2 separate regions of the Homo sapiens genome follow, and region 2 is linked to region 1. Evidence: read pairs that join two places in POLR2A ChIA-PET (ENCODE). Cell type or tissue: Panc1. All regions are shown on one strand. Each heading gives the region's core, and the rest is flanking DNA. Links, peaks and the distances in the headings are about the cores only. Region 1 overlaps ATG7 (autophagy related 7). Region 2 overlaps VGLL4 (vestigial like family member 4).

Evidence for each region. Peaks named below come from ENCODE experiments on the same cell type or tissue, not always from the same donor. Only the 100,000 strongest peaks of a DNase experiment are listed, where the experiment ranks them.
Region 2: POLR2A ChIA-PET joins it to region 1 with 18 read pairs; 9 of 35 experiments call an interaction of 5 or more read pairs at or near these places.

The regions. Positions count from the first base shown.
Region 1 is chr3:11,390,907-11,396,286 of GRCh38, forward strand. All of the region lies in intron 19 of ATG7 (autophagy related 7), which reads left to right. Among named protein-coding and RNA genes, the nearest start is that of ATG7, 120 kb to the left of the region's middle. In Panc1, for the core only: no CTCF peak of the experiment used is centred there; no DNase peak of the experiment used is centred there; H3K27ac peaks cover 2,962 bases.
Region 2 is chr3:11,636,445-11,641,824 of GRCh38, forward strand. The region is part of intron 1 of VGLL4 (vestigial like family member 4); the gene reads right to left. Among named protein-coding and RNA genes, the nearest start is that of VGLL4, 4.8 kb to the right of the region's middle. RefSeq lists an enhancer at 2,559-3,510. In Panc1, for the core only: no CTCF peak of the experiment used is centred there; no DNase peak of the experiment used is centred there; H3K4me3 peaks cover 4,597 bases; H3K27ac peaks cover 4,957 bases.

The DNA.
Region 1 (5,380 bases), core at 77-5,076:
TATCTGCTACCCACTAACCATGTGACCTTGAGCAAGTATCTCAAACTTTGAGCTTCAGTTTCCTCAGGTATGATGTAGTTGCAGTACCATAGCCATGAAGTTGGAATAAGAGCTCGTGTGATGGGTGTCATGTAGTTGGCACTGTCAGTGTTTTCCGTTGATCTTTTGTCTGAACAGAGATCAGGTGCCGTTCCCATTTCCTTTCCTGAATATACTCATTTTTGTCATTTACAGCCATAAAAAACTTTCCATCTTTAGAAGTTGACAAAAAAGGAGGGGAACAAAAAAGGGCCTGGCCTCAAGATGTGAGCAAATACTAATGTGCAAGTTTTTAGATTCTTTTTCTTTTTCTTTCCTTTTCCCTTTTCTTTTCATGACAGCTGTAAATCTAGGAGCTTAATTATTAACCTAAATGAAGCTGAGGTTTAATGTTCCCCGGAGCATGCACTGATGGGGAAGGATGAATTCTCATTTCCTGGAGGCTGAAGATCTGTGCAGGTGTCTGTGGCCAATGTTAAGCCTACGACTTTAGATGAGCTGGCATAAATCTTGGGAGAGTTTTCTTGTCTGTGTTCCCTCTGAATTTCTCTGTGCTGTTAGAGGCAGGGACAGAAGAGAACCAGCATGGCAGTGCTGGGCTCAGGGTGATGCCTGCCTGCCAGCACAGCGGTTCTTGTCCCTGTCCCACATTGCTTCTTGGAAGCCTTTTTACAGCCTCAATCATCTTGCTTTTTCTACCGCAGCTATAAATGGGTTGGAAGCCAGTGCAACATGGGCAGGGAGGACTTGGTTTAATCTTTTCAAGTGCTACAGCATTTCTCTGTTCCTTTGGCATCGTTTTATGGATGTTTTCCCAGTATCCCTTTCCAGTGTCTTATGAATTGGCTAGCAAGAGCGCTTCCCAGTCTATCAGATGGAGAGAGCATTAGGCTCAGAGAAATTACATGAAAGTCCAGGATTTCCAACTTCTTGTTCACTTTTCTACCATATTAATCATCTCTCAGACAGTGATGTGGTAGGATTCATATGCATAGAATTCCATTGTACTTATTGGGGGGGGGGTAATTTCACTTTAAATTTTTAGCAGCTTCGAGGACTTAATTGGTTAGGCTCCTTCAGGCTGTCTTTGGAAATCTTGTCCTTTGAAAAGGGAATGCTGATACCCAGAGGAATGTATTTCTTATGGTCATGTTTCAGACTGTAGCATCTTGAAAGTCATGTGGGCTAGAGCAACTTCTAGGTGTCCTTTAGCACAGATGCAGGCTGGGGGTTGAGAGTTTAAAAGCTTTTTCTCAAACTGTTTATGACAAACATAGTTCATCTCCCATTTTGGTTAATTCTCAGCTTAAGTATTTTAAGAAACATTTGGAGGGCAGGGACATGCAGCTGCTAAGAATCCAAGACAGTGCTGTTTTGAAAATGCAAATATTTCTGGTTTGCATTTACTTGAAGTAGGGTAGCTTTCTCCCATATATTCCCTTGAATACAGATATTCTTTAAATGACATCATTTTGAGTAGAATACAGAGTCCAGGTGGTTTTGGGGAAATCATTAAAAAAACAAACAAAAAAAACAAAACAAAACAAAAAAACAAAAGCTTAGGTATCATTGCATTCTAGGGGCCAAGAAACAGAACGATGGTATTTTTGGCAGGCACCCAGGCCCAGCAAAACCCACACCCCAAGGCTGTCTCTGTAGCTTCCTGTGGTTTTCCCACTGAAGAGAAACAGCCTTTCTCTTGGAGGGCCTGGGATGGCAAATATGTATATCAGCTTGATCAGAATCATAATATTCCGGCTTTGAGGTTATGTCCCAACAGGCTTCATTTAGGAAATTTGATGCACCACAATTGTTGCAAACTGAGCTGAACTGATTTTGTGGCTCCTAATGGTGCAAGTTTTTTGTTTGTTTGGTAGAAACTGGTAACGTCCTATATTAGAAGTTATGCTACCAGGTGATCTGTAACAATAAAGTCAAGTCTCAGACTAAATTTTGCCACAGATAAGAACATTAGCAAGCAGGCACAAAAGTTAGTCATTCAGCATGTTCCTGTGGACTGGGAAAAGCCCCAACCTGTCCTTTGGGTATGTATCTCACGTCAAAGTTTAGGTAGAAACAGATGCAGAAAAATTCTCAATACAGGACACATCTAAACTTTTCATTGGCGCAGGTGATGGAATCCTCTGTTAAGTGTCCAGACCCAGGACCAGAGTGCCACTGCAGAAAGTGTTAGGCTGCCTGGTTTGCCAGATTCTTATAACCCACGTATATATGCAAGGTTAGAGATCCCTGTACAGTATTTCCAGCCAACACATATATATATTGAATTCTATTGTTTTCATCGGAAAAATTATTTCTACCATCCTTTATACTTGTGAGGAAATCCTCTAGTATAGATTTCAAAGCTGTAGCTGATGCTTTTGTAATAGCCACACCTGGGGTATGCACTCCTGATTAGGGTACCTCAGATACTAACTAGCTACCCATAAGAGGAAGGGAGGGAGGGAGGGAGAAAGGGTTTGTGTGTCTTCCCACATACTTGCATGCATTCATACTGTGTATTCAGAAATATTTAAAAATAAATTACAGATAATAGGTATCTCTTTATTTGACCCTGGAAATATTATGTCTTGTATAATGTTGCCAGCCATTCATGAGTGACTTGAAATGTCAACTGACCTTTGGCCTGCCATGGTGTTTTAGTCAGAGCCATTGATGAATGGCTCACCATGGGGCAGAGAAGAGAGAAGAGAATGATAATTTTTGATAGTTTTGTAGGTTTTTTTTTTCTTTTATCTCAGTCTCATTCGGTTGCCCAGGCTGGAGTGCAGAGGTGCGATCTTGGCTCACTGCAACCTCCACCTCCAAGGTTCAAGGGATTCTCGTGCCTCACCCTCGCAAGTAGCTGGGAATACTGGTGCATGCCACCACACCAGGCTAATTGTTGTATATTTTGTAGAGATAGGGATTCGCCATGTTGCCTAGGCTGGTCTCAGACTCCTGAGCTCAAGCAGTCCTCCTCCCTTGGCCTCCCAAAGTGCTGGGATTACAGGCATAAGCCACCATGCCCGGCCAGCTTTGTAGGCTTTTTCAAGCTTTTTTGCATTCTTTCATTTGATATTCTGGTATTGTGGAGATGTTGTATCCCCCACTCAATTTTATACACAAATCGTTGTCCAGGGTCATAGAATGAGTAAATTACAGGAACTATAACTTGAACGAACTCTCATCCTTTATAGTTCCTCTGTACTATAAGGGCAAGTTACTACCAAGAAGAGCTATTACTATTCTTCAAAGAATACCATAGAACTTTTTCACCTTGGGGCAGTTATTGCCAAGGTAAGACCATGTACTAAGGATATATTATATAACAGAATGCTGGGAGATTTCTGTCTTAACTAGTGATAGGACAGGTGATTTAAACCAGCTCTCTTACTGAAGTCACCTTAAGAAACTGGATCAGTTGCTTCTAAAAATCTTCTTAAACATCAAATCACTATTATAAGGAGATTCTGAGTTGAGCTTTGAGAGAGAATGTAAGCACAGAGGAGCAAAGCCGTAGTATTAGGGCAATTTTTTGTTTTATGGCCATTTGCTGATCAGGAAAAGGAAGTTGAGAGCGTGAGCCACACCTTTAGTGTCCTTTCAAGGTGAAGGAGATAAAACTTGTAGTCTGGGTGCTTTCAAGCCTGAGAACCCTTATAAATCATTCTTGACTTTGGGTTGGAACTCTATCAAGAGATACACCTAGGAGTAAGGGTGAAGTGGGTGTAAACCATCCCTCACATTGGCTGTAACAATTTCACATTATTTAAGTGGCCCGGAAACCGTAAGGCTTCCTTGCATTAAGATAATTCTATTTAGCTAATGCCCATAGTTGCCAGGTAAAAGCAATGAAATCTTAGAGGGAAATATGATCCTAGTCCTAAAATTATTTATATAGATAATTTTGCTGTTACAATATCCAGCCACAGAGGTAACCAGGCACACAAGAAGAGAAGGTACCATAAGTGAGAGTTGGCAGAAGCAAAGACAAAAGAAATACAGACATACAGAGATTCTAGATATTGTACTTATTAGACATACACTATGAAATACTATTCTTACAGCATTAAAGGAAGTAAAAGCCCAAATTTTAGTTGTATTGGGGACTGGAAACTCTAAAATACGGCTTTCCAGATTTAAAAAACTGAAATCTAGAACTGAAAATTCAAAAACAAAATGAATAGGTGTATAGGCAATTATATACATCTAAAGAGCAAATTAGTGAAATGGAAAATAGGTTAGAAGAAACTTCAGAGTGAAGCACTGTATACACAAAGATGGAAAATATAAAAAAGGTAGAAGATAGAGTGAGAAAGTCTAACAGTCATAATTGGAAATCTAGAAAAAAAGAAATAATGGTTCTATAGCAACATTGAATGGGATTATAGATAAACTTTTTTTGAAACAAATGAAAAACCTGAAGCCTCAAATCCAAGAAGCCCAACAAATTTATAACAGTACAAATAAAACTAAATCCACACCAAGACCCATCATAATCAAACTTCAGAAAATGGAATATAAAGACATCTTAAAAGCAGTGGGGGATGGGGAAAAGACATTAACTTCTGAAGAATGATGGTCAGGCTTACAGTTGACTTGCAGAGTGTGAGCCACATGACAATGGAAATAACTTCTTTAGTGTGCTGAAGGAAAGAAACGCATCCCACAATTTTAAACCCAGCAGATAATACCGTTCAAGAATGAAAGGGCTGGGTGCAGTGGCTCACGCCTGTAATCCCAGCACTTTGGGAGGCCGAAGCGGGCAGATCACGAGGTCAGGAGATCGAGACCATCCTGGCTAACACGGTGAAACCCCGTCTCTACTAAAAATACAAAAAATTAGCCGGGCGTGGTGGTGGGCGCCTGTAGTCCCAGCTACTCGGGAGGCTGAGGCAGGAGAATGGCGTGAACCGAGGAGGCGGAGCTCGCAGTGAGCGGAGGTCACACCACTATACTCCAGCCTGGGCGACAGAGCGAGACTCTGTCTCAAAAAAAAAAAAAAAAAAAAAAAAAAGGTAGGGGGGGAAGAGTAAAAGTGAAGGTATTAAAGGTATTTTGTATAGACAAGAACAGAGTCCACCACTAGCATGTTTACACAAAAGGACTTTTATTGGGTCTTCTCCAAATAGGAGGAAGGTGATCCAAAACGTTAAATCAGAAGTATAGGAAAAAAAAAAAAGTATAGAAAGTGGTTAAAGATGGGGATAACTCTAGGCCAGGCACAGTGGCTCATGCCTGTAATCCCAGCACTTTTGGAGGCTGAGGCAAGCGCATCACTTGAGGTCAAGAATTTGAGACCAGGCTTGCCAACACAGTGAAACCCCATCTTTACTAA
Region 2 (5,380 bases), core at 161-5,160, 250 kb after region 1:
AGTATTGTTTTAGAAACGTGCTGCTCTCTAACAGCCATCTCTATACAATATAGGGTATTGTTTGGATACTGGAGCAATTTAAGCTTTTTCTATGTATCCAAAAGTCCCTGGATTAAGATCCAAAGAAACCTGGCACAGCAACAAAGTTGACTTGTAACACATCTCAGCCTTTAAGCAAATTGTTTATTAATGCAGCAGGAAAGTCGCTGTTCAGGCCCTAAGTAAGCTATGTATCTCCGGAAGTGTCCCCCATGTTGCATTCTCCAAAACTGTGCAGAATTTTCTCCTAGTTTTCCATTACACCAAGGATGGTGGGAGGGCTTCAACAGGTGATGAAGAATGTGAACAAAATACTAACTGAAAAAAAAGTTCTTCCCAAAGTATCACCAACTCTGTTTAATAAACAGTGGAGCTACAGATGAATGAGAAGGGAAGCTGGGACATATATTATCTGTATATAATGTCTGTATATCCCACAGCCAAGAGTTCTCACACTCAAAGAGACGCTGGCTTCACATGGAGAAAACAACCTCTCAGGATGTGTGCACTACTTTAAAAGATCTCACAAAAAAGATACAAAAGAAGGCATACAGGCATCTCCCTATACAGGGTAAAAAAAAAAAAAAAGCTAGAATTTGTTTAGAATTAGACACATGGTAGTAAAGGTATAAAGAAAAGCAAGTTACAACTGTGGTGAACTCTTGGGGCTGGGAGGGATCTGATCAAAAGATAATACCTGGAAGGGGCGATTTACTATTTCTTGACCTGGCCATAGTCACCGGGTTGTTCATTTCTCTAACCATAAAATACACATTTTTATACACTTTTCTGTATGTATATTTCATTATAAAACATGTTGAGAGATCGATCCCTAATACATTTCTTAGTAGAGTATAGGCATTCCATAAATGTTTAATAACAGAATGGATAACAAAATGGTACTAGTACTAAGTTTTCTCTAATCACTTACTAGATATATTTCAGTTTGTCATGTTTACAGACTTCTTTGCAAACAAAAGAGTGAAATATTAAGAGTTTGGAACGATCCTATGCATAGCAACACATTAAAGAGGACTTTTAAGAATAGATTCTCTATTTCATTTAGAGTAAATAAACATTCTTTCAACTAGTCATGATTCACATTGATAGGATTAAAACATTCTATACATAATACCTTGAAATTAAAACAATCAACAGAATTAAACAACAATGCAGAAAAGGCAAGACAGCAAAGCAAAGTGACAAAAATAATTCCTTCGAACTTACAGAACATGTAACATTCAGAAAGGAAAGGAGAGCAAATGAAGAAAGCAAAATCATTTTCAGGTCCTGCTTTTAAAAATAAGCAACCACGGTTAGGATTTTGTTGTGGAGTTGGGGGGTGGGAAATGACACATGAGTTCATTAAAAAATAAAAGACGGAGAGAAAACTGTTTTGGAATACAATGCAGAGCAAGTCTTAAAAAACAGTTGCCATGAGCTTCAATGTGCAATAATAAATACCACTAAATAGAAACCGCCACTGAATAAACGTCAGATACTTTGAGATGACAAAGATCGCCAGAAACATTCCCTGGTCCGACTGTTTTTATATATTTGTGTACATGCGTAAGTGCTAAATCTGGATCTAATTTCTTCCTGAAAAAATCCAGTTTTCTGCAACATCCTCACAGTCAGGGAGAACTAAGCTATATTGAGAAGTTTGGAATCTCCTCACGTGCCAAGGAGGATTGCTTTCTATCTTTACCGCATGTTTTAAAAAATCTTCACAGCAACACATCCAGGCACCCTAGGAATACAAGGCCACGCAGACAATAGGGAACGGAGGAAGGAGGGAGGAAGACAAACCTGGCCTCCAGAAGGAGCCAAGTGTAGGCTCCAAGAGATAAACAGCCAAGTACAATAATCTTTCGAGAAGCGGGCTGAGAAACAAGGGTGGGAGCTGGAAGGAAGGGTATAATCACACCTTCCTTCACAAACTGTAATTAGGAGAAAGACACCAGCCAGGCCAGCTCTCTCGCAGAGCTCCTGGGCTCACCTGGGCATGTTTTACTAACCAAGCTCCTCCTAGTTTCTTTCTCTCTCTCTCTGTCTCCCCCTTCCTCCCTAACCCCCACTGGCCCCCACTCCCTATCCTTTCCTGCAAGTAAAAAGCTAAAGTAAAATGACTTTCCACAGCAAAACAGTTACAGATGTTCTACCTCGGAATACATCCCAGATCAAGAGCTCGTCACTTGATATGCAGGGCTGGGGACCAGGAGAGGGTACGAAATGGCCCTGCGCTGTGGCCTTTTCACCTACCCAAGCCTCCTAAGTTTCCTGAAGGTTCTGAGCTCATTAGACAAAGAACAATGAAGCCAGGACTCCACTCAACCGCTGGTGGTTAGACTGGTGGAAAACAAAAGATCACAGGGTCTCACTGAACTCAGCAACTCTCCAGTGTGCGTCTTCCCTTCCATTCCAGAAAATTAATTTAAAAGTTGCCCGTGATGAAACAAGGGATAACTGTGCCTAAAACAATGAACCGTTCTAAAGCTTGAAGTCGGAATAATTCGCTCTTAAGCTTTGAGAGGATCACACTATGCAATGTATTCCTACTTTCTCCCAATATAAATCACGCTATTAAATTAAAAGGAGAGAATTCTTCCACCAAATTACACACTAATGGCTCTTAACCCATAATTAAAGTATCGCTACCAGCAGTGTAAAGCCCCAGCCAGCCAGGGCTCAGACCCAGGTCTCAGCCCCAGGGATGATGTCAGTGCAGCGACAGCGATCTTGAGGAAAGCCCGTGGTCTAACCTGTCCCTGTCCCTGCTCCCTGGGGACTGGCTCTGGAGCTGGCATCCACGCAGGCCTCCTCCTCTGCACAGGCAGACAAAAGGAAAGCAAGCCCAGTGCCAGAGCAGCACGAAGAGCACCTTCCAGCGAGGCCGGTCACTCAGAGGTGTCTCACCTACCCTTTCCCCAACATCACAACAGCCTCGGAATTTGGACCAGCAACTGGCTTCAGAGCAAGGAGAAGTGGGAGAGGCTCCACTGTGTGCTGTAATCCAGGGTGTTATCCCCGTGCTAGGCCGTGAGGGCACCCAGGACGGGGCATGACCCTAACATCACGGAGCTAATGAGGAGATAAGACATGAAATAAGCCCGGCGCGGTGGCTCACACCTGTAATCCCAGCACTTTGGAAGGCCAAGGCGGGCGGATTACCTGAGATCAGGAGTTTGAGACCAGCCTGGCCAACATGGTGAAACCCTACCTCTACCAAAAATACAAAAATTAGCTGGTCATGGTGCAGGGCACCTACTGTAATCCCAGCTACTAGTGAGGCTGAGGCAGGAAAATCACTTGAACCCGGGAGGCAGAGGTTGCAGTGAGTGGAGATGGCGCCACTGCACTCTAGTCTGGGCGACAGAGCAAGACTCCGTCTCAAAAGAAAAAAAAAAGACATGAAATAATTCTGGAGAGGCAGCACGGCATAGAAGATTCATAGAAGAGTCAAAACTCAATTCAATCCTGCCACAAACTTTCTAAATAAACTAAATCAACTCTCTGAAAAACAGAGTTTCCCTCTCTGAGCCTCACTTTCCTTGGTGAAAACAAGGCAAAGGTATTAGATGATGTCTGAGGCCCTGGATAGCTCTGCAATAATTAGATAGAGAATACAAGGCAGTATATAATCAAGTATTAAATTATACAGGAGCAACTACAGCTGCCATTGAGAGCTTGCACTGATTTTTTTTTGAGTCAGCCTTCATTCTAAACCACTTCCTGAAAGCCCACTCAGACCCTGTGCTAGGATTCAGGGATGCAGCGGTCACCAAGACAGAATGCTCTGCCTTCACGAGGCTTTCGCCAGTCTAGTAAGGTATTCTCAGGTGTTCAGAGGAGGGAAAAAATGAGGGCTGGGGTTGGCCTATGACCTTTGCATGGAGACAGAGGCAAAACTGGGCTTCAAGTGGGTATCATCTGAGCATTCAGTGGGGTGATGGACGCAGTGGTTAATTGCTGAGTACGGTAGTAATAAGCCATGAGGTTCTGAACACATAGCACAAGCCCAGTTCTACTAATCCGCTCATCATTAGTGAAGGGAATTAGTTAGCTTCCAGAAGTCAGCCAGACTTCGATTCTTCCGGCCCTCTCCCTAACGTCTCCTTCTCCCACCCCAAACCTGCTAATTGTGGTTAACTTTTTCCCTTTATTCTTTTCAGTTATTCTTGCAGACAACTATGGTGGAGGGCAGGAGCCAGGAAGCAGTTACCAAGGAGGGAGTCCACATCTAAGCAATATGGAGTCAGTCAGGAAGGAAGACCTTGTATGCTACAAGGTAAACGGCTAAAAAGATCGATTTGCGTATTAAGTCACAAGAGAGGTTTAAGAAAGACAGTACAGGCTGAGTGCGGTGGCTCATGCCTGTAATCCCAGCACTTTGGGAGGCTGAGGTGGGTGGATCACCTGAGGTCAGGAGTTTGAAACCAGCCTGCCCAACATGGTGAAACCCATCTCTATTAAAAATACAAAAATGGGCCGGGCATGGTGGCAGGCACCTGTAATCCCAGCTACTCAGGAGGCTGTGGCAGGAGAATGGCTTGAACCCGGGAGGCAGAGGTTGCAGTGAGCCAAGATCGCGCCATTGCACTCCAGCCTGGGGGACAAGAGCGAGACTTCATCACCAAAAAAAAAAAAAAAAAAAAGACCAGACACATGGTTTATTTTAGAGTAGAGCTATGTCTCATACAACTAAGGAATATGGTATAATTTAGCTGGTAAGAATAATTAACCATCCGCATCTTAATTTTTAAAACTAAAATGTCATAAAATTAATTTGTCCCTTATTCTTAAGGGGCATGAAACTTGACTGTGCCCTAAATGAAATCAAATGTTGCCTACCAACAGTACATTCCATTTTCCAAACAACTTCCCTGGAATGCTGGGGAGCTGATATGTTTAAAACGAATATTCTCCAAGTCCAAGTGTTGGATTTTAAAGAACCATAACCTTTCCAACTTTTCCTACAAAAAAATCCCGTGTGTGATTTATGCCCATCTTCAAAACACCCTCTGGAGTTCAGACCAGATGTGTGCAGTGTTTACACTGAGAAAACCACTAGGACATCAACAATTCACTATAAACACCACTCAAATTTTGCTGTGCTTTCCTTCATTTCCTCTGTATTTATTCTGGTGTTAAAATAATGTTAACTCTCATAATAAGGAAAATAGGAGCAGATGTTTAAACCAAACAGACTTCAGCCCATTATCCCATATAGCTACTCAATCTTCAAAATCAAAGTTTCTTCCTCCCAAATACCGAGAGAGAAGAGCAGAGCAGAGCACTCTAGTTTCCTGGGTGTTGCATGCTACACAACAACTCGACCTGG